Linked DNA regions of Mus musculus: regions 2 and 3 are each linked to region 1. The links are chromatin loops, found by intact Hi-C in ENCODE. Cell type or tissue: heart. All regions are shown on one strand.

Region 1 (8,000 bases):
AAGCAAAAAACAAAAGACCTTTACTATTCCTTTCTTACATTTGAATGATTTTAATACCTATAGGAAGCATTAGTGAGAGAAACAGAATCAACTGACCTTATTATATGACTTTATCAACTTTATAGAATAGAGTGTTTTATTTAAGACAACATGAAGCCAACGGTCAACTTTAAAGTGTTAAAAGTTTTAAATTTTGATCCTGGTGACCATCACTTGGAATCATTGTAAATGAAGGTCTTCATTAAGGTCCTGCAAGCAAGATGAGCTGGACAGTCACTTCGGATAACGCAGCTAACTGCTTTCCATTTTCCTCTGGTCTCCCCTGTAAAAAACCAAACAACCAAACCAAACCAACCCTCCCCAACACCCCTTTATTATTTAAAAACTATTTATTTATTTTTATTTTGTGTCTATGAGTGTTTGCCTGCATGCATATTGTGTAGATTGTGGGGGGCCAGAAGAGGCTATCAGATCCCCTGGAACTGCCTACTGGTACCTACAGTTGTGAGCTGCCATGTGCATGCTAGGTATTGCAACTGGTTCCTCTGCAAGAGCAGCGGTGATCTTGATCTATAAACCATCTCCCCAGCTCTCCATGTGCTCTTGGGATTCCAATGCTGCAAAAGCAGAGAGAGACAGGTTGGTTCCTAGAGTTGGTGGGCCAGACAGACAGACAGACAGACTAGCTGAATTGGTGAGTCCAGATTCAGTGAGACTGTTTCAAAATAAAGTGGAGAGAGAGAGAGAGAGAGAGAGAGAGAGAGAGAGAGAGAGAGAAGATACTTGATGACTTCTATCATGCACATATGCACACAAACCCACAAAGATGTGTATGGACATGAGAAACAACAACAACAACAACAACAACAACACACACACACACACACACACACACACACACACACGCGCACACACACACAGAGTGAGCAAAAAGCACTCACATCCTTTGCCTGTGTGCATGTCTCCCTGTCTACCGCTGCCAGCAGCCTGCTTCTCTCTGGTCTTGGGCTCTTTCCCACTGAAGAGTGATGACTGAGCAGAGACTTTAAAATCAGCTGCAAGTTTGACTGCGTGCTCAATGGCATAGCAAGTATTCTTCAGACAAACTTTTATTTGATCATTTCTCAAAAAAAAAAAAAAAAAAAAAAAAGAAAAGCAAAGCTATTGGTGTAAAAGCTACCCCAGTGGGTAGTAGGTATTTTCTTTCTTTCTCTTTTTGTCTTGATGATGCTGGACATGGAAACCAAGTGCTTCACCACTGAGTCAAGCCTCCGTGATGAGTATACATAAATAAAATAAACGGGATTCCAAGTGACTGAGGGAACACAGGTCAGGTCATTCTGATGTCTGGGTCCCAGGCTGGGGACGCAGCTCAGTGATTGAAGCACTGGGTATCATACCGTACCCTCAACCAGCTCTGCCAAAACAAGGTCTGCCTTGAACTTAAAAGCAGCGGTGGTACCTGCAGGGAGGGATTTCGGAAGACAAGGAAAAGTGTTCCAGGCACAGGAAAGAACCAGTCATAGTCTCGAGGGCCATGAGGTGGAGGCAGAGGCTGAGCGGGAGCTGGTCCTTCTGCCTTAAATACTTGGAGTCAGCCCTTTAATCTTCTGGAGATGAGACTATTATCTTCTTGTGGGAATAACAGCTAAACTTTCCCTCTAATGTACATGAGGAGTGAGCTGTTGATCATGCCCAAAACAGAAAACCCACAAGGTTGAGTGCAGAGGCAATGAAAGAATTTAGACTTAGTCACCAGTCCTGGGGGGCATTCGAGAGCTTGCTCACTAGTTCTCGTCCTTTGGGTGTGGGAAAGCAGAGATGCTTTTGTGCAGACAGAAAATTCTAAAGGATTTGCACTTCACACGGCAGTTAATTCACCTTCAAGGTTTGCCAGACAACATCAATTTTTGTCTTAATGCTGTCTCCTTTGTGAAAGGAACCCGCGTTTTTAAAGTTAGATGCCACCCAAATTCTGCAAGTCAGCTTGTTTGTCGTCGTCATCGTCATCATCATCATCATCAATTGTTTTCCAGACATGGTCACACTGCGTAGCCCTGGCTGTCTCATCTGGAACTCACTATGTAAACCAGGCTGGCCTCAGTCTTACAGAGGCCCACCTGTCTGTGCCTCCTGAGTGCTGGGATTGCTCACTAAGTCAGCGAAGCAGTCGGGGCCAGCCAAGTAATGTGGGCTGGAATAGACAGTGGAGCTTAGCAAGGTCAGGCCAGGTTGGGGTGTGCAGAGGAGGTTAGAAGAGATAGCTCCGGGACGCCCAAGAGCAGAAGAGTTCCTTTGCTAGGGCCACTGCAACAAACCATTGCAGACAGGGACAGAAGGGACAGAAGTGATTTTCTACTAGCTCTGGAGGTGGAGGCCTCAGGGCTCCTGTCTCCTGCGACCTCTTCCCTGGGCTTCCTGGTAATCACTGTTCTCTTGGAGTCTTCCCTTTTGCGTAGAGTACAATCATACGGGGCAAGGGGCTGCCGCTCCCGTGCCCTTATTTTATCTTAATTGCCACGTTGAAAACATGATTTTCAAAATTAGACCCATGCTGAGGTCCTGAGAACTAAGCCTCCTCCTTCTCTGCCCCTCCCCCCTCCCCTTCGCCTCCTCCTCCTCCTCCTCCTCCTTCCTCTTCTGCTTTAACAATAAAAAATGATTTCCATATTGTAGTAGAGGCTGCAAGCCCAAGAACAAGGCAGCAGCGCGGGGCCTGGGTTCTCGGAGGGTTCTCTGTGCCCTATCGGGTGCTTTCTCTCCGTGGCCTGTCCTGGTCCCGTTTGGGTCAGCTCCCTCCTCCCCGCTTATAATCATCTGTTCTGTTCCATTCTACCTGGAATTCCAACTGAGAATTTTCTTCCAAAGTATATAACCTCATACTTCTTTCTCATCTCCGCCCCTTTTTAAATCAGGAAACTTTGCTGGTTATAATTGTGGAGGCTGCAAGTTCGGCTGGACCGGCCCCGACTGTAATCGGAAGAAGCCGGCCATCCTAAGACGGAATATCCATTCCCTGACTGCCCAGGAGAGGGAGCAGTTCTTGGGCGCCTTAGACCTGGCCAAGAAGAGTATCCATCCAGACTACGTGATCACCACGCAACACTGGCTGGGGCTGCTCGGACCCAACGGGACCCAGCCCCAGATCGCCAACTGCAGCGTGTATGACTTTTTTGTGTGGCTCCATTATTATTCTGTTCGAGACACATTATTAGGTGGGTTTCCCAAATTGGCTTACCGCGCATCATTAGAGGCTTGTGACCCGGGTGGGGGTATGGGATGGGAAGTCATTTGATACAAGTTAATTAACAGGGATGCAACCTCCAGCGAGGTTACATGTAGGTCTGTCAGGATTACCAAACACCGCCTGTAGCTCAAAAGAGGCCGTTTCTTTCTGTTCTGCCATTACTTTAAACCTCTCCAGTTTATATTCCTGCTTCAGAGTCTAATCCTAGCTCTCTGTGAAACTTAATCCTCAAAGGCCTGAGCAAAGTGGAGGCAAATTCCTTCTGATTCCAGGAAAAAAAATCAACTTTGGCTTGAAAGCTGGCTCTGGCCTTTCCTTCAAAGTGGAGAATTAACGGAACATATGCCAGGGAGCGCAGCACTCCCTTGTCTTGCAATGCAGCACTATACTAGAAAGGTGGCGACCCCTTACACTCGCACTTCTTTAGACTTTCAGTTGGAAGTTCCCTTGAGGTTGCTTCCTTGTAGGACAGGGTCGCCGTTCTCTCCTTCCACTCTGATGTGGGTTTCGTGGATAGAACTCAGGTGTCCGAGCTTACGTGTCACGTGTCTTTATGTTCTTGCTGGCCACGAGCATCATCAGCTCATTACACCACTTTTTAAAGCATCCAATTTAGGCCTAATCATCCACACGGCTAAGCAAGAAGAACTCTACGTTGCTATGGCTCGGCTTAATGTTTCCTTGGCAACACAATTCCAAAAATGCTGGGAGGCTTCTCAGATTCCACGAAGATGGCCTTTGACCCCAACACGTGCTGTGGTGCGCATGCTCCCTGCCTCCACAATAATAACAAAATGATGCTTGTGAAATATTGAGGACTCTCCCAGAACCTAAAACGTGGGGTCTGTGTGGGACATGGCACTGGAAGTTGATAGTCACCTCATCAAACAGCTACAGCTTTGTCCCCAGTTACCCGTGGACTGAGGAGAAGCCATTGGTTTGCTCTAGGAGACTTTGAGTCCATTCTAGACTTTTTTCATAACAGTCTGTACACTTGCCTATTTCTGGTGCTGTCTCTACTTCTGGGTCCCCTCCCTAGGTCAGGGTAAACAAAGTGAGCGCCCTGGGCTGGATGCAGCTCTCTCTCTCTCTCTCTCTCTCTCTCTCTCTCTCTCTCTCTCTCTCTCTCCCCCTCTCCCTCTCTCCCTCTCTCTCTCTCTCTCTCTCTCTCTCTCTCTCTCTCTCTCTCCCCCTCTCCCTCTCTCCCTCTCCCCCTCTCTCCCTCTCTCCCTCTCTCCCTCTCTCCCTCTCTCCCTCTCTCCCTCTCTCCCTCTCCCCCTCTCCTTCCCCTCCCCCTCTCCCTCTCCCACTCCCTTTCCGCACCTCCGCACCAGTCCACATCTTTTGGCGTCCCTCTCATCGTCGTTTTGTGTAGAAAACTCGAAACTTTTCTTTAGTCAAAAAGCCATTTTTTAGAAAGGTTGTGTGGCCAGCAGCAGTGACAGAAGTTCTGCTTTTAGTGTGAGTGTTGTTAAAACCTGCCTCACGGGAAGGCATCCATCTTCCTTTATCCATAGATGAAGCTGAAAGCCTTTATCGTTTTCCTGTCATTACTCTGAGGAATTTTTGCTTTATGAGAAGATAGCCTCTCAAGAGGAAAGGAAAACTATAGTTTCTGGTCCTATCTGGGAACTAAATTTATATTCATGTCTGTTCAGCTCTCTGAAGTTATTACAGGTACTTTGAAAGAACTAAAGTGAGCTGAAGTTTCTGCATAACCATCAAGAGCTGCTATGGAAGGCAGAAGACGGATGGCGCAGGCAGCAAGAAGGGCGTTAAATTGCCCAAAGCGCTTCACTGAAATTGGCAGTTCCAGTGGCCAGCTAAATTGGCTCCAGCATATTTTTTTCCTTCTCTGGTCTCAGTGACCATGCTTGTCAGCTGGTGGTTCTAGCTGATTGATGGGTGAGGCAGCATTCTCGAAAAGTTCTTTTTGGATGTACAAAGGCTGCATTAGCACCAAGCATGGTTGAAGTTGCTACATTATTAAGCAATCTCTTCTGTTATAAATTTACCCAATCTTAAAGAGCAAGTCAGAAAATCTTTAAAATGCATTTCATTTAGGTCTTAGGGATTGACACTCTTAGACAGCATTTTATTGTAATGCATTGCCATGTAAAAATTAAAATATGTAACAGGACCCTGGCTGCTGAAATTGACTTGAGTTTCCCAGTTCTCTGCTAAAAAAAAAAAAAAAAAAAAAAAAAAAAAAGGTTTGAGGAGTGAAACTGATGACTTTGTGAAAGTGCCAACTGCTTTCGAAACTCTGTTATCATTATTCTTAAGTTGCTCTTTAAATGGATACATGGTTTTTAAACTAAGAAACTGTGGACCTTTTGGACAGAGACATACCCCTGGTAAGGTTTAACTTCTTAAGAATTCCTTCTCTGATCTCTATTTCCCAACTGTTTTAGGTCCAGGACGCCCCTATAAGGCCATTGATTTCTCTCACCAAGGGCCTGCCTTTGTCACGTGGCACAGGTACCATCTGTTGTGGCTGGAAAGAGAACTCCAGGTTGGTCAAAGCCACATGCTCAGTATATAAAAAGGATTTGCATTTAAGGAGTATGTGATGTTTGATACACTTATTTCAGTGATAACTAGTGGGAAACCCCCCCAGCACTCTCAGTGTTTCAGGAAGCTTTCCTTTCTCTCGGTGTCAGGCATCTAAAGTATGCTCTCTTGACAAATTACCTGTGCATGGTGACCCAGTGTGGATGCTTTTGCCCCCTGCTGTACGTTCTATCTCTAAAAACTTGCATCTTCCAAATTCCTTCTACATTCTATGCATTTGATATTTTTTTCTTTTTCGGATGTTAAATATGAGTGAGATTATGGAACATTTTTTTAGAATCTGGTTTACTTCAGTTAGCCCAATGTCCTCTAGGTTCATCTACATTGTCCCACATTGTTGCACATTGCAGCACATTGTTGCAAATGGTAGGAGTTCCTACTGTATTAAGGCAGAACAATTGCATTGTGCTTATTTATACATGTGAACAAATGCACATGTGACATATATATTTATGTGACTATACACAAAAACATTTTTATATATTGATATTTCTTTGTCAGTCTGATTGGTATTCGTAGTTTTGCTCTAAGTTTGGCTAAGAAGTAAGCCAGTCATTGCCTCCATGCCTTTGTGTAGCATCTGTCACATGCATAAAGTGATGCCCTCCCCCCCCTTTGCTTTTAGAGACTCACTGGCAATGAGTCCTTTGCGTTGCCCTACTGGAACTTTGCAACCGGGAAGAACGAGTGTGACGTGTGCACAGACGAGCTGCTTGGAGCAGCAAGACAAGATGACCCAACGCTGATTAGTCGGAACTCGAGATTCTCTACCTGGGAGATTGTGTGCGACAGGTGATGTGCAGTGTAACTCTTCAGGCTGTTTTCACTTTGTTCTTGTGTTTCTTTATATTTCTCTTTCTGTGGAACCTGGAGTCATGTTTACTTGTTTCTGAAGGCAGTTTTCCTATGGGAGGCAGGAATTTAAACGTTCAACCTCTGAAATTAAAAAGTAGATGTATGGAACTTCTATTTTTGAGTTGAGTGTACTTGGGCATCATTTTGAGACCAGGAGCCCCATTTCACAGCTTGGAGCAGTTCTAGCCCTTGGCTGCCATCTGGCGAGTATCAACCCTACCCTTGGTGATGCAACACTTCTGGGAACACAAGGACAAAGAAGATCCAGCTGCTCTGTGTTCACAGAGATCAATTTGTGGTAAATAAATTACCAAGCAGTCTGAGAAGTTCTGTAATACTTGTGTGTGTGTGAAGCCAAGAAGGGAGTCCAGACAAGTCCTCAAGGGCGTGGAGCTGATGGTTCTGAGACAGAAAAGAGGCACAGACTCTGGCTCGATGAGTGGGAAGGCAAGGAGGGTATGGATAGGTGGCAGGTCCTAGGTGTGGGAGCATCATGCACCACTCCAGAGAAACCTCTGGAAGTAAGGTGGTGTATCTGGGCCACAAGTTCCTGAGGGGTTGTATGGGACACAAGCACCGGCCTTGGATGTGAGAGGATCAACAATAGCTCCCAATCCCTGAAGGTCACATGGGGAAATAAGTGACCCAGAGTCCAGGGACTTGTTTCTCTGCGTATGTGCAGTTCAAAATCCCATCTGGCTTTTGGGAATCTCTTCTAGGCTTCCCAGGACTACCTGGCACCTCAGCACCAAACTCTATGCATTCTGACTTTTCCTACTTATGACAAAATTTAAACTTATGAATTAGGCACACGGAAAGATTAACAACAACAATAATAAAATGGAACAATTATGACAGTGTTCTGAAGAAGACCTGTGTGAGCATAGTCTCTCTTCTTCTTTCAAAAATGCTTCAGTTTCTCAGCGCACTGTTGGAATATTTTTGACCATAGTTGAATGCAGGGAACTAACCATAAAAAACAAAATTGTGCATAAGGGGAAACAATTATGCCTCAGAAGAGGGTTTCTTAAGAGGAGTCTGCCTTCTTTCATTTATTTTTTTCTCTCCAAATTCCCATGTTTTAAGTTGTACTCTGCTTTCCTATCCGACACCATCCAGTGACATCAGGGCCTACCTCCCTGGCCAGCACTGCTTCTAGGCACCTAGTTGTTCTGAGGGGCCTGCCCTGGGTGGATGTGTGTGGTGAGGGGCCTGCCCTGGGTGGATGTGTGTGGTGAGGGGCCTGCCCTCAGGTAGATGTGTGTTGTAAGGGATCTGCCATGGGGTAGATGTATGTTCTAAGGGGTCTGGGCCTGCACTGGGT
Region 2 (8,000 bases), 48 kb before region 1:
GTGTGTGTGTGTGTGTGTGTGTGTCCCACCAAGCTCTAATGGGTTTAATTGGGTTGCTTGCATGAACGCTCATATGTGATCATTTATTGGAGTGAGGGCAACTCCCCAGTGGTCGCAGCACTGATCAGTGTATCTTAAAGAACATAGCCGTCCTGAGGCAAACAATCACATATCAATCGTTCTCAAAGAGAAATGTCGCTTTTGCATCACATGCATGGGCAGTTCCCGCAAACAGGGCAAATGTGCTTTCTGACTCAGCCTGTGGCAAGCGAGCGGTGGGAATCATTTTAACTCACATTCTAAGACAGAGGCTGCCTGCATAGCTAAGGGTGATAGGCTGGCTTAAGGGAGGGGCAGGTAGTGAGAGGAATTCCATTAGAGAGAGCAACTGGAAGGCATGACAGTTTGCAATCATGTCTGTGCAGTGTCTTGTCCAAGTACCAACTGTCTTCTTGCTGGATTCCCCATGACAAGGAGGCTCATGGTAGAGTTTTCTCTTAGGAGTCCCTACCTCTCCAGTCAGATCATGAGGATCTCCAATAAATGCTGCATCCATCTAAGCCTGATGATATAGTCTGGAATCGCAGCTCCTTGAAGCACCTAAAGAGGTGAAAAGGAAACAGACTTGTAGTTGCTGGGGACAGAACGCCTGTCTTCTGCAAGAGCAGTGTAGCTCTTAATCACTGAGCCATCTCTCCAGCCCTGGTCTCTCCCTCCCCTGCCCTGCCCCTCTTTTTTTATTAACAAGGATTTAGGAAATAATTAGGCTTTATCCCTACCTCTGGAGAGTAGGAGGCAGAGGCACACAGATGGGGAGAAGAAAACACCTGGAAGGCTGGTCCACTGCGCCATTAATTGTAAGCCACAAGCAATTAAGATAAGAAGGACTGAAGAGGGCCCAAGCTTATAACATTCAGGTTCCAGAATCCAAGTTTTCTGACCTCTAGGGCATCGTGCAAAATCCACAAAGGCGAGTTAGACTCTTGTTGAGTGGGTGTGGGAGGAGTGGGTTAGAACATACGAACATCTTGGTATGTTGTTCTTGAGTATCATTTTCTTAATTGTTTCTGGCCCAGTGAGTGTACCCACAGGCTTTGTATTGATGTATGTGATTGAACAAAAACAAAACAAAACAAAAAAAAAAAAACAATAAGGCCTTCATCGACCCGCAGTTTAATGGCTTTAAATAAATTAACTTCTTTGGATCGATTCGACACACCGATGATATTTGCAATCTATTAACTTTTTCACGTTTCTCCCCTCGGTGGCGACTTTAACACAGGACTTTGGAGAAGTCATTTTGCCTTCGTCAGGTGAAGGTGTTGCTTTCTGTGCACAGAGAAACGTCAAGATGCATGGTCATGTACCTACAAAAACCAAACAAACCTAACAGCAAGGGTGGGGCCCAGCCCTGGATTCTGGTCATGAACTTAAACTTTTATATTGATTTTTTTAATTAAAATGGGGGTCTCTTTAAAGGTTAACAGTGTCAGGGCGTGGCAGCATGCATCTGTCTATAATGTCAACAACACATGGCAACCTGAGGTGTGGGCATGGGATAAGGACAGCCCAGACTACATAGCATGCTCAAGGCTAGCATGGGCTAACTTGCAAAAACTGTCTCAAACAAGGAGTGGGGTTATATCTCAGTGGTAGGACACTTGCCTGGCACACTGTAGGCCATGGATTCAAACGTCACAAAATGCAAGTGTTCCATGCAAGGTGCAGAACCTGCTTTGTGGATCAGCTGTTGTGTGCACCAAACTGTCTAACTAGTATGGACCGAAATATGGACTTTACTCAGTTCTTATATCCAAGGCTAACCCTTACTGTGTTTATATTTGGATATAAGGCTTATAAAGATGTTCTAAGAATGGCACAATAACCCATAGTGTGTATGACCTTTTTGGAGAGGTATCTTTCTGTATGCACACATATGCATTGGACAGTATGTTGTGTGTGTGTGTGTGTGTGTGTGTGTGTGTGTGTGTGTGTGTGGTGGTGGTTCCCAGCTTTTCTTCTAGTTATCTACAAGAGAACAGCTCTTGTTTGGCAATTGATGCCGCTTCATGGTCAATTCCAACCTAGTTATGTATGGCTGGACTCTATGTAAGTGTGTGGTGTCTCGGGGCATATGATGCCCAAATGTTCTTCGCTGCTGATCTTACCTTTGATGAACCAGTCAAGGCATTGTCTGGTTTCTTCATGGCATAGCTTTTACTTTTTCCCCTTGTAACTATTAAGCACAGTGTAGAGGGAACCTTTAAAGCCTTGTATTGGCCTCGGATAACATTATCCAACCTCGACTGGCCACCTCAGTCACTTCCCCCATTTCTGTCATCATCTTTTTCTTCCTTCTTTCATTTTCTGAAGCAGAGTCTCTCCTGTTCCATGCTGGCCTTGAGCTTGAAATTTAGCTGATGATAACCTTGAACTTCCGACCCTCTTACCTCTAAGGCCTGAATGTGGGGATTACAAGCGTATAACTCCACACATGGCCTCAGTAAGACGGAGGACCAGAAACAGGAATTGATGCGTGGTAGGCAAGCACTCTTAACAGCTGAGCTACATTCCCGGCTACCGTTAGTTCTTCACTGAATGAATCTTTACTGTGACACTGAATTCATTCAGCTCTGAGATGAGTCTTCACTGCCTGTCAGTATGCTTTTAGGTATTGTAATATTCCCATCAATTTTTCTTAAACTTCCCTATGACAAATACTAAAATGAGAGGAAAGTAAAATGTTATTGGGGTTTTGTCTGTGCTATAGGGGTCCCAGGAACAATGTTAAGAACAGATAATCAATTGACAACAGTTTAAAAAAATTTCAGACATATACAACAAGCTTCCTTTAGATTTGTTTGCTTTTTTGTTTTTTTAAATTTGTCTTCTGTCTGCTGGCTAGTTTTCATAGTTATCATAAGCAGTTAGATGGGGTTAGCAAAAATCCTTGGGCTAACTGGGAAGACAGAAGTGTAGCCTACAAAAAGTTTCTTTTCAGGCTAGAATCTCCTTCCATATCCTTATACTTAGTCTGAGTCTCAACTCAACCCGGCCCTCCATGGTTGCTATGATGGTTCATCTCCCTTCTGCAGTCTTGCCGATGAAGCCAAGTTTTCTCTCGAACTCAGCAGCAATCTATCTTGGTGATGGCTTACTTTGTTCACAGGGCCTTAAGTTGAAGAGAGCAGAGTCCAGTCCATGAGACGAGACTCTGAATGTCCAGTCCATGAGACGATCTGGAATGTAAATTTTTAGCCAGGGAAGCTGAGGACCTAAAGTGCACAGGTGACTTTCTAAGGACCCCGAGTGACAGACATACGTCCTCCAAAAGGCTGCACGTTCTAATCCCCCCCCCCCCCCAAGCTGGTGTTCAAATGGTCAAGACTATAGGGGACATTTCTCATTCAGACTTCTCGCCTCTGGAAGTCTCGAGGAAGAGGTGGAAAGACTGAGGTGGAAAGACCGGAAGAGCCTGAGATTGATTCGCAGCACTCTACAGACCAGGCAGGCAGGCAGGCAGCCACAGACAAGAACAATAGCTGGTTGCCTAAAAAGTTAACGAAAATCATCAAGTCTTTGCTGCAGTGTTTTGAGGAGAATTCGATAGGTAGCTGGAAAACACATTAAATGTCTTTTCCTATCTCCTCCTTCCAATCTAAGCATCTTTTTGGTCTCTCTCTCTCCTTATCCACCGACCTCTTTAATTTTCGAGCTCTTTTGTTATTTGGATTTGGTTAACTCTGTGATTGGTTCCTACAGCCTGGGCGCTCAGAGACTCGTTTGTAGAATGCAGACTGAATGAGGGGGACCCAGTGAAGGTTGCTAAGCACTCCTTTTTCTTTTCTTTTCTCTTCCATATCCATCCATCAACCCAAATTGAGAGCGACGCTTCTGGGTAAAGAGAAGTGTCGTAAGTAGGCTAAAAGAGCGTCATGAGAAAGTAAACTGCCTTGAGATTAGTACTATTTAATCGGAGATAGAAAGGAAACAATCTCAGTTAGATGCAGGGAGCAGGTAGTGGGTGCTTCAGAACCGGCGTGAAAGGAGGGGGCGCTGACATTGAATTATCATTCATGAACTGCCCAAGCGTTTGCAGAACAGGTTCCCTCAAAGAGCTTGTAACCAAGCTGTGTGTGGCCTTTTCAGGGCACAGGTCTCAGGGACTCTACAGATGCCGCATCTGGGGCTGGCCACCCAGTCAACCAACAGCTCTCGGCAAACGCTGCCAGTCAACCAGATCTGGGACATACCTGTACCGTCCAAAAGTGTGACCTGTTCACCTAGGAGACCCCCAAACCTGATTGGCGGGAACCCGAATCCTCGCTTGTCCCTGCGCTCCCGCTGCGCGCGCCTAGCAGGTCTCGGGAAGGGACCAGGCAGGATCTTTGCATTTTTGGTCGGGAAAAGCGAGACGGAAGAATCACGATTCAAACACAGCAAGCAAAAACGCGGAATAGAAATTAGTTATTGAAGAAACACGGAAGGACTGGGCCCGAAGTACTCAGCGATAGGATACTCTAGAAGTGGGCAGGCACAGCGCCGAAATAGCTCAGTTGGGAGAGCGTTAGACTGAAGATCTAAAGGTCCCTGGTTCGATCCCGGGTTTCGGCAGTTAACTTTTAGTTTTAATTTGGCGGAATGCAAACTTCCTAAGATCCTTCCACCCAGGGACTTGTGTTGAGTTCATCTCGGACTCGCCGACTTGGGGTCGTGGAGAAACGCAAGCAGTTTTTCTCGCCCACCCGTGGGGGCAGGCAAAAAGCACAGGCATTTCCGGGTGTCGTCGGAGGCGCTGCTGCGCGTGCGCAATGCGGAGCCAAGGCCTCCCGGCTTCTTGGACAGGGAAAGCAGTCCGGGCGCGCGCCGGCCGTTGGGAATCTGTCCTGTTGGGGAACTTTTCCCTGGAAGTGACAAAGACCTGTCCAAATGTCATTCGGGTCCTCACTTTTTAGTGCGGATTCTACTGCGCACTCAGGTGCTTGCTTCAGGATTTTGCTAGAGATGCAAGAGAGCGACACTGCGGCGGCCCAGGGCAGGTTCATTTGCTTACTGATAAAGGGTGGTAGCATTATAGCTCCTTACATTTAAGTAAGTGACGGATTTTGTTTAGACACGTATTTGTCAGTGTGGTCTGGGGACCAGCGTCCAGCGTGTCAGCGTCATTTTGGAGCTAGTCTGAAATGGTCCACGCCAGGCTATTGGATGGAGCCCAGGACAAGGTGAACAAACACCCTCCCTCCCAGGACACGCCCTTCGGAGTTCTGTGGTTATATCTGGCATGCACATTGCCAACCTCTTATTTATAGTCTCTCTGTATGTATTTTATCATAGAAACTAAAGTCTCTAACTGTAACCTGAAAACTTATTGTCTTTCCCCGAGTGCTGGATTCTCTCATGGATGTCACACATTATCAGTTCTGAGTTGTCCTGTGTACCGCACTCATTAAATATTCATGAGAATAAGTGCTCAGCCCCGTCCTTTTGTCAACGTCCAGGCTGTGTCTACCTCCTCAGAGTTCCCCAGAAAGGTCCAAGGTGATTTATAAATAAACCCTGGAGTAAACGTTTCCTTCCTATTGTGTATACGCCTCTCATTTGAGTCCAGAACTATGACATACAGACGCTATTATAATCATAGCACACACAGTAAAACCAGATGAGCATTGTGTATTTAATTAGGACCTTCACGTAATGAGTATGCACACGCACCATGCCCCCTTTATTAGCTTCGACTATACTGTCTCCCTTTCAGTGGATCATGTTATAATATCATCATTTCTCAATCTGTTTGCTGTTGGAAACTTGACCAGAAATACAATTGCTTAAGTTTGCCTCAAATTCTAAGAATATATGGATTTTTCACAATAATCGTTAATGCAGTCTGGCAGAGTGGATTGTCTTGTTATGAGTTAATCACTAAAGGTCTTTAAGGAGTGTGCGGTGTCCCACGGAACGACATTCTAGTAAGGTCTGGGGTGCATTCAAATTAGTGCCACATATTCCAGTGTTCATGTGAATAGTCTAAGCGTGGCTTACAGGCTGGATCCACGCTCCACAGCTCAGTGAGTAAGGTATTCCTGACAGACTCCAGGGACAAAGCTCCCAGAAAATGGCAGCCACCAGTTACAGGGTCCTCTCTAGTCACCAAGCGTTCTGCTAAGCACTCTTTGTTAACAATCCCATTGTGCTTGTCAACAGTCATTCAAAGTTGGAAACACAGATGAAAATAAATAAATAAACAAATGCATGTCACACATGCGTGCCTTTGGAAAAAGCCAACACAATCTCAGACATATTTAAATGAAGCTGAGGCATACAAATCAAGTAGTGCTTCTTTTTTGTACACCACAGATCCATATAGAGAATATTTTTTAATTTAAAATTTTAGAGAATTTCGTAAATAAGGACTGTATTTACATAGTTCTCACCCTTCCCTCTCTCCTTTCCATAGAGAATTAATTTTTTTTATTCTTCAGGAACGTCATATAGATAAACAATAAATTCACCCCGTGTGGTGGTTGGAATAAGAAAGGCGCTCACAGGTTCATATATTTGAATACTTAGTCATAAGGAAGCGTCTTGAGGATTAGAAGGGTTAGGAGGCGTGGCCTTGTTAGAGGAGGTGTGGCACTAGGTTGGGCTTTCAAGTTTCTTCCCCCTCCCCACTCCCCCACCCCCGATTGGATATTTTCTTTATTTACATTTCAAATGTTATCCCCTTTCCCAGCTTTTCCCCTCCCCCTGCTTCTTTGAGGGTGTTCATCCACCCACCTACCCACTCCTGCCTCCTTGATCTCCAATTCCCCTACTCTGGGGCATAGAGCCTTCACAGGACCTTGGGCCTCTCCTCCCATTGGTGCCCTACAATGCCATCCTCTGCTACATAGGCGGCTGGAGCCATGGGTCCCTCCATGTGTACTCTTTGGTTGGTGGTTTAGTCCCTGGGAGCTCTAGGGGGGTTGTGGGGGGTAGGGTCTGGTCGGTTGATATTGTTGTTCTTGCTTTGGGGTTGCAAACCCCTTCAGCTCCTCCTTGTTGAAGGAGGTGTGGTGCTAAGGCGTGCTTTCAAGTTTCAAAAGCCCCTGCAGCGCCCCTCTCCCTCCTGCCTTTGGATAAGGCTGTAGCTCCCAGTTCCTTCTCCAGTGCTATTCTAACCTTCTGCGTTAGTGCTGTTCTAACCAAGTGCTGCTCTAACCCTCTGCACGAGCGCTGAGAAGCAGCAGCAGCAGCCATGTGCTTTTCCTGGTCTAACAGGCAAGGAGAGGCATTTGAGGAATCTTGAGCTGTCAGGACACTGACCCAGTTTGAGTTCGGTCATGAACCTGGACCTGTGAACCAGCATAGCAGCTACACATGACATAGTAATAAATATCCTAGCAACAGGAGAATTCTCTTCATCTTTTATGCTACTTACTAAGTTTTGATTGCTATTTTTAAATACAAAGTTCAAAGAACTTTTCAGATCAACAAGGCTTAGAAAAGCTTTCAGTTGTAGCAGAAGTAAAGAACTAAATAAAAGTTTTGGGTTCAGGGAATTAGAAACCAAACAGTCCAACACAAATAGAAAACATGGCTACATGGCAACAGTGTATCTAATGCCTCAATTATCAACGCAATCATTCCTGTGGGGTTATTCATTTGCACAGATGTTGCCCTGCTGCAGGTGTGCTGGAGTGGGGAGTCCCCTCTGAAGAGCAGCTGTTGGCCATCAAGGCCCTGACAGCTCCCAGAGCAATCAATATTTGGTTTCCTGCCATTGCTGTGCCATCAGATCCTGACCTCTGTCATATGGCATTCTTATGGCTGGCTCTGTCAGTCCTGCATTGCTCCTGTTACCAGAGTGACCAGGGCCAGAGCCCAAGCCCTTACATCCCCGTAACAAGCTGAGTTTAGCCATCCATCCTCACTAAGTCAATTAAGCAAACAAATAATGATGCAAAGCAGCGTGCTCATATTGGGAAGAGGGACAGAGAGAGCCATACACACACACACACACA
Region 3 (8,000 bases), 95 kb before region 1:
GTGGCTGCAGTTTAGTGGGCTTGCACTCTGGCAATGTAGGGAAGGGTGTCCTGTAAATGGATACAGGATATGATACAACATGAACCACGTGGGGTAGGAAGACAAAGTGACAGTCCTAGAGACCAAGGCTTTTAACCTGCTCATGAATTTTCATTGGAACAAGAACAGGTTTCTATGGTGCCAGATGAACGTCAACAGGCAGGGCCCCTCATGCTGGCCACACCAGGTTCTGGAACTGCTCATCCTCCAGGCACACACAAAACACACTTCACTACACACCAGGCCTCAGACCGCCATTCCACCGTATACCATGTAAGTAATACTCCACACTTACTGTAATTGAAATGTCATGGAATATTGTTTATTAGTTTTAGTGTGTATGCATGCGTGCGTGCGTGTGTGTGTGTGTATGAGAGAGGGGTGAGGGAGGGATGAAGGAAAACTGCAGAGGCCAGAAGAGGGTGTCAAATCCTCTGGGGATGGACTTACAGAAGGTTGTGTGAGCTGCCCAACAAGTCAGGGCCTTGGCAAGAGCAGTAAGACTCAACAGCTGGGCCATCTCTCTAGCCCTGACTGTACGTTTCCTTACATTGATCTGATTCGTTCCTGTCAGCGTTATCCTTAAGGACTGAGAGGATGTCTGGGCAACAAGCATCCCCAGGACACCGAGGAGAAAGGAGCTCCCACCGCCACCTCTGCTCTGGATGCCGCCTCGCAGGTACCCGACAGCCGCTAAGGCTGGACACTGGAAACGGGAACGCTCCACTGACTAGGCTAGAAGGACATGATGGATCCACAATCCTGCCCGTGGGTGATGTTTATGAACACAGGAGAAAAGGGAAGAGGGTGATTGCTGGCTTTTCCTCATGGATGACACAGTGGTTTGAATGAGAAGGTTCCTCATGGACCCATGTGCTTCAATACTTGGTCCCCAGTTGATGGCATTGTTTGGAAGGATTATGAGATCTTAGAGGTTTTAAGACTTGTGTCATCCCAGCATGCTCTCTGCCTCCAGCCTGTGGGTCAGGATGTGAGCACCTGGCTAAACTCCAGTTGCCTGGTGCTGTTTTCATTCAGCTGCCAGAGACTCTAGCCCTCTGGAACCCTAGCCCCAACTTTTATAAGATGCCTTGGTCATAGTGTCCACCACAGCAGCAGAAAGAAACGAATACTGATGCTCTAACCTTGTCTCCTACAAGCAGTTAGTTACAGGTGGGACAGGCAGAATGGCAGGTGTACATCATTCCTACTATGTAAAAGTCTGTCTCTCTCTCTCTCTCTCTCTCTCTTTCCCTCGCTCAGTGGCTAGCATCCTAATCGTGAGACCCTGTTGAGAACCCCTAAGATTTATAAGTAACGTGGTACAACTAAGCCTCCACAATGTACAAACAGCATCACTTGGGCTAAGCTGTATGAAATAACACAGCATCTTTAGTGTTTAGCACAGGGCTGGCAAATAGTATGTAGTCAAACCAATGTTATTCACTGTAGACTACAACCAGCTGAAAATGATGTCATATTAGCATGAAATACATAAAACATAGTATAAATGATGACTCCTCTATAAATTATTTGGATGTCTCCAAACTTTTTGAGTGATAAAAGGAGAAAAAGCATTCTATCCCTCAAACAAAGAAAAGGCTAGCTTTTGAAAAACGTGGCTGTAAACAGAGTAACCAAAATATCATGGCAGTTACATGTATGCAGTCACAAAACATCTCAGCATGCACATACATGTACCATGCTGGACTATACTTCAACATCAGAGGGAAACCCCCACAGCTGACGAGTGACCAATGGGAAGACGGTGCGCTCACCTGTCAGCTGAGCTCGGGCTAGCCGCTCACTGCAGCTGTAGCCGGGGCTGCTCTCCAGCAGCTTCAGCCATTCCTGGGCTTGGAACAGGTAGAGTTTAGCTTCTTTTCCAACAGCCACTGCTACGTTGTTGATTCTGACACACAGAAGAGCATGGTCACCTTGACATTAAAACAGAAATTATCAACTCGTTTGTTCCTATAAAGCACGGAGACAACACTCCACACTGCGCACCGCAGTACGGGGCTTTTGTAGAAGAACTGTTCTTAAATCTCATTATGTAAATTAATCTCAACACAACGAACACCTCATTCAGGCCTAAGAGTTCACCCAACACGGAATGAATCTGTGCGACTGCAGTGGTACGTGGTAGCATTTCACTGAAAAGCTCCGTCTGGGACACACTGACATTGATCATCACAGAACTTCAGCTTCTCTCTATAATCCATCCGTTCTCTCCATCCATGCGTTCTCTCCATCCATGTGTTTATGCATGTTCATAATCTACACAGACTTTTGCTGAAGTATCTGTTTTTTTTTTAACAGTACCTAATTATGTTTTCATGTGAAAATAAACACAGGTAACATGCGCCTGGGATACCTATTTTATACTCATAACATATTTTTATACTATGACTTTTCACAAAGCAACTGTTAGAACAGTATGTGGGGTGAATGGCAGAGAGTGAGCCGGGCTGCCCCCAGAACCAGTTAGGACACCTTACAGGCTGAAGAGGTGACTCAGGAAGAGCATTTGCTGCTCTTGAAAAGGACTAAGGGTTTGCTTCCCAGCACCAACATGGTAGCTCACACCGTCTGAAAATCCCAGCTCTAGGGGATCGGCCTCGCTCTCGCTCCCAAAGACACCTGCATAGAAGGGACACACGTAATGTTATTTGTACATGAACAAAAGTATTAATTTAAAAAATTTTAGCATAGAAATAGCAGAAAACAGGGGCCTGCGGGGGAAGAAACGCTGGATGAAGAGAGGGGAACACGAGATTCATTTTACAACCCTCTATTCTTCTGGTGAAGGTCTTTTGTTACCAGAATGACTGCTTTGGTTAAACCTTTTACATAAGTTAAAATGTACACTGTAACTAAAGAAAAAGTCTCTTACGTAAGTTGGTATACTGTATCAAGTGGTATGAAGTGACTCTAAAGTACTATTAACACTTTAAATTGTAATAAGTGACAGGTTTCAGCATAGCTTTACTGTATTTAGCTGGAATCGACCAAAACCTGGCAACAACGAGGTGTAAGTGAACTGTATCTGCATAATATATGAGAGAAGCTACCTGGCCTACCCCCTCCCCAATCTGCCATGAGACGCAGGCAACTTAACATGAACCATCTTTATAATTCAGCTGATACTTGAAAACATTTCCTGAACAGCATCCAGCGTGTCTGTTTGATAACCTAGATTTACCCCATTTCCCCTCCACAAGGTAATTACAATCAGAGTTATCGGTGGGGCACGGACAGTACAAATCACAGCTCCCACAGATCCTTGACTTACCAGCACTAACCAGATCACAGTGATTGTGCTGTCAGGTCTCAAAGGACCTGCTACAACGAGGTGGTGAAGAGACCAAAAATAGGACAAAAAAATACAACAAAGCTGTTTGCTTGAGGGGGGGGGGATCTCTTCTTCATTCGCCCGGGTTTATTCACATTTTAAAAAGCTGACATGTTTTTCTCAGAATTGTAAAACCTTCAATGTTTGTGTTTTTAAAGCCTCCTTTTACAGCACCAATTCTACAAGTTCCCAGGACTTGGCTTTCCTTCCCATGCCAAGCAGCTTCTGATTTCTATGTTCTTCTCCTAAGACCCTCTCTTCAGTAGATACAGCTGCATCTCTAAAGCAACTCCGTCATAGAAGCTGAAGATCTCAGCTTCAGTAAGCAAACGACTCCCTTGAAATGCAGTAATGTTCAAAGGACCAAGAAAACACTCTAAGGGAACAAATAAACGGGGCAAAATTAGTAGAACGAATTGCAATTTCATCAACTGAAGACCACTGATTTTCCTGGAGGATACCAGGAAGTACTTATGAAATGCAGCTCTTACACACATGCCAGAGTGTGCCAATCACGAAACTTTCTAAACACGTAGACACCGTCTTCACCAAATGAACTCTAGGCACACGGTAATAACTAAACTGTTGAGGCAATGACAGATTCCAAATCCGCTCCAAGCAGGTTTCATGCAACCGGTCTTACAAACAACAGGGAAGCTAACTTCCTGGGCTGACATCCACTCATAACCACAGGGCTCGAATGCATACAATCAGGCCAAGTGCGGAGTTGGGGGACAGCCCTGGGGAGATGCAGTGGAGCGGTCCGGTTTGCACCGGGAGTGTCGGGGAAATGGAAATGGCTTTCAGGTGCAATTAGGCTGCAGCCCGGTGGTGAAGGTTCAGGGTCGCGGCGCTGCGGGGATCCAGGTGAGGCCCGGACGACGTGGCGGGAGGGAGGCGCCGCGGCCGCCGCCTACCGACCCCGGGCTCGAGGGAGGCCGCGAGCCTCCACCCCTCGCTCGACCTGCCCGGACCTACCGTGGAACTCGAAATGGCCGATGCTCTGGCCCTGGGCGTCGCGGGCCGCGGCGCTGCTGAAGCTGCCACGCAGGGTCTTGCCCTGGCCGCCCTGCGGCCACCAGCAGCTGCACGTGAGGGCTACCGCCAGCAGCCGCAGGCCGCCCATGCCCGCCGCCCGCTCCGTTTGCTCGCCCGGCAACCGCCTGCGGCCTGCAGCCCACGTCGGCAGCAGAGGGCGGGGCGGGACTTAGGGGGCGGGGCCGGAGACTGACGGCCAATAAGGCGCGGGATCGCCTTCCATGAGCCGGGGACAGTAACCAATCATCGGCCGTGGTGGGCGGGACGTGCAGCAGTGCGGGTCCCGGCGCTCCCCAGCCATGCTGCTAATTCCCGCCTGTTTTAAATGGAGCCCTCCAGGGATGCTGTTTACGGATACTGGAAACAATCACCGTGGTAGCCTTTGCGCGTTACGCCACTGCGCACGCGCTCGTGCGCGCGCCTGTCATTGACGTCCGAGGCTTTCCTGGAAAGAACTGAGAAATACGTGGCCGAAATGTATAGCTGGCAGGAAAACGGCCTCAAAGTTGGGACACATGTTCTTTGCTTTTTCTCTCTCGCGCTTGCTTATTCGCGCGTTAATGTTGCGAGGATACATCACACGTCTAAACTGAAAAGCCTGGCTTCTCTTGGCACCAAACCGATTGTTCCTTCCTTGAATAGGGTTCCTGGACTGGTTGAATTAACTGATTATCCAGTTGGCTAGACAGCTGAGAATGACAGTGACCACCTTCATTCACGGGTAGTCCAAGATCTATTGGCCTTTCTGCTGGTGTGAAGCGGCAGCCAGGACACTATCTGCCATCACTTTGACCTATGGCAACCGGACTCCCTCCAGTGTTGATTCTACCTAGCTACAGTCTACCTCTGACTTCTGAGTTACAGAATACTATAGAAAACATCATTTCCCAGCGCCACATTCCTTTATCCCTTTTGTACACAACCTACGCTTTTTGGAATATGGGTTCAAATATTTCAAATGATCGTCTCCCAACTAATGCCCATTGTTGGTATTCTGTCTAAACTCCATCCCCACAGTTCCTGGCAGCAGCCAGGTAGGCTTGACCCAGTATAAAAGGGGCTGCTTGGCCCTTACACGTACACTCTTGCCTTTCTCTTGCCTCCTGTCCCTTGTGCCCCCCTCTCCCCATCCCCATCCCTCTTCTTTCCATGGCCCGCCTCCACTTATCTACTCTCTCCTTCTCTCTGCCTCTACTACTCTCTTAACTCCCCTCACCACGCCCTAAATAAACTCTATTTTATACTTTACCAGTGTGTGTCTGGTCCCTCCAGGGAAGGGGATGCCCGCTGAGGCTTCCCCCTTCCCCCGCACTCCACCAGAACATATAGTTAGAGCTCTTTCTCTTTTTATGATCACAACACCCATCCTTAACCCTATCAATTCCATACCCACCCTAAACCCCTGTGTCGATGACATTTGCAAATCCTTCGCTGGAGTATTTTCTACGGTTCCTCTCCTTTGCTTCACTTTGCTCTTTTTTTTTTTTTTTTTTTTTTTTCTAGATTCTCCTTTTTCAACACACTCGAAGAAGCCCTTCTGACACGTTCAGACTGTATCAGACTTCAGTGCAACCAGAACACCTTACTCCTTACCAGGTCAGTTACCACAAAATTCTGTAAATGACCTCCAGCTCATCTGAATTTCTCACTCTACTGTAAGATGAAGATGGTCAGAGGTGGTGAGTGCAGCAACTCAAAATTGTGTCACGAATAAGTTCGTACAAATTATCTTCATCCAACAAGATGTTTTTTTATAACACAAAAGCATGTCCTCACCACATACTTCATCTTAAATAAAGAAGCCCCATCAACAGCAGTTTCGGCGCTTCTGGATTCCCAGAATAAGGGTATTCGTATTTTTGAGACTTTTAATTTTTATCCTAATTATTTTTAAATATAAGAGTAATTCATGCATGTAGAGAAATTTTAATCCAGCAACATGGCTGCTTTAGCAAGGGTTCACATCTAAAGACATTCTAGATCTATGTGATCTGGCTGGAATGCAGATATGCTCTGATTAAAGTATCATTTGCCTGAAATACAGACACCTTAGTGCACACCTTTAATCCCTAACAATGTAGGTAAAGTTAGTTCCTAGGAGGAAACAGCCATGTTTGAAAGTGATGCCTAATTGATGGGCAGACAAAGTGATGAATCAGAGAAAGATTTGACAGATGAGTCAGAGAAAGGATATGTCCAATGAACTCAAGACAGCACAGGAAAGGGAGGCAATGAGAGAGAGAGACAGAGACAGAGCACTTTTATACCAGGACAGTTTTTACAAAGACAGGTTTCAGAGAGAACAAGTTAGACACGGGTGAAGAGAGAATGAGAAGGAACCCGGAGATTAGAACAGATTGTCAAAGGTAGTATGAGGCCAAGCAATGCAATTCAGTTAGAAGCCAAGAGAAACTGGATTAAACCAGTCAGCTTGAAAGATTAGATGGTATGAAAGCCTAGGCCAAGGGATGGTTAGAACAGAGAAAGTAATGTGCTGGTCTCAGGCAAGCCATGTATTCGTGCGACTTGGGTATGGCTCTCATCCCATTCCTTCACCTGAGGAAATAAAACTGAGCAAGCAGCTTAGAAGAACTCATAGCCAAAAGTGTATAGAGCAACATTTTAAGTTGTGACTTCCCAATTTCCTTGCCTATGCCCAATACTGAAATGTAGCCTTTGTTAATATTTTCCAGTGGATATTTTCAGATAAGCCTCTGCAAATATATGTAGAGTTAAACTAAATTTGCCTGGAGACTGTCCCCAGTATTTTGAATTGCTACATCAGAACTGCAACCTAACTTAGTCAGCTTTAGCCAGCCAGCATGCTCCCAACTGACCAACTATGTTTGTATGTGGGAGAGATATTGTTCCCTTTGAGAAGGCACAATTAGATCCATAACCTGTAAAGTCTCTCCTAACCATTACTTCCGAGATTTATATTCTTGTGTATAGGACTCTTGTTTACATGTACCGTATGGGCACAGTGCTCATGGACTTCCAATACCCTGGAATTGGAGTTACAGAAGGTTGTGAGCTACCATGTGGGTGCTAGGAATCTAACCTGGGTCCTCTGGAAGAGAAACTAGCGTTCTTAACCACTGGGCCACACTTCCCTCCAGCCTTTGTTTATACAGATTGACTGCCTGGGTTTCTTGATGGTGCTCTCTGAACCTTTCTTTCAGAGCATTGCCAGGTTTTTCATTGTTTGATAAAATAAAACCCTACTAAGTTTAAGTTGTTGAAAGCTTTAATTGTGTAAATGGTAAACCAAGAACGTGGGTGAGGTTGATTCTAAAGGAAAAGCAGAGCATGGGCTTTGATTACTGTAGGCACTTTCCCTTTGTCTCGTGTGTGTGTGTGTGTGTGTGTGTGTGTGTGTGTGTGTGTGTGCTTGAGACAGGGTTTCTCTGTGTAACCTGGCTGTCCCGAAACTCACTCTGTAGACCAGGCTGTCCTTGAACTCAGAGATCCATCTGCTTCTGCCTCCCAGGTGCTGGCACTAGAGGTGTGTGCTATCACCTGCTGGCTTCATGTCTTTCTTCTTGATCAGTAATGTTATTCTCTTTCA

Evidence for each region. Peaks named below come from ENCODE experiments on the same cell type or tissue, not always from the same donor. Only the 100,000 strongest peaks of a DNase experiment are listed, where the experiment ranks them.
Region 2: a loop joins it to region 1, with 2.4 times the contacts of the local background. A loop is called at or near these places in 5 of 42 quality-filtered maps.
Region 3: it touches region 1 in a loop (2.0-fold over the local background); 3 of 42 quality-filtered maps call a loop at or near these places.

What each region holds. Positions count from the first base shown.
Region 1 is chr14:118,038,223-118,046,222 of GRCm38, reverse strand. Dct (dopachrome tautomerase) reads left to right here. Exons shown (of 8, transcript NM_010024.3): 2 at 2,916-3,215; 3 at 5,662-5,762; 4 at 6,447-6,613. Among named protein-coding and RNA genes, the nearest start is that of Dct, 10 kb to the left of the region's middle. In heart, CTCF peaks have their summits at 3,035 (motif pointing right), 5,954 (motif pointing left) and 6,882; DNase peaks (open chromatin) are centred at 3,022 and 6,932; H3K27me3 peaks cover 990 bases.
Region 2 is chr14:118,086,139-118,094,138 of GRCm38, reverse strand. It overlaps n-TFgaa5 (a tRNA gene), which reads left to right and starts at 4,542; the gene lies at 4,542-4,614. Gm31633 (a long non-coding RNA gene) reads right to left here and starts at 3,356. Exons shown (of 3, transcript XR_383758.2): 1 at 780-3,356; 2 at 512-600. In heart, no CTCF peak of the experiment used is centred here; a DNase peak (open chromatin) is centred at 4,798; H3K4me3 peaks cover 2,281 bases; H3K27ac peaks cover 1,159 bases; H3K27me3 peaks cover 826 bases.
Region 3 is chr14:118,133,713-118,141,712 of GRCm38, reverse strand. Gpr180 (G protein-coupled receptor 180) reads right to left here and starts at 4,586. Exons shown (of 9, transcript NM_021434.5): 1 at 4,373-4,586; 2 at 1,818-1,976. The coding sequence starts at 4,520. In heart, no CTCF peak of the experiment used is centred here; a DNase peak (open chromatin) is centred at 4,692; H3K4me3 peaks cover 1,908 bases; H3K27ac peaks cover 1,474 bases; H3K27me3 peaks cover 793 bases.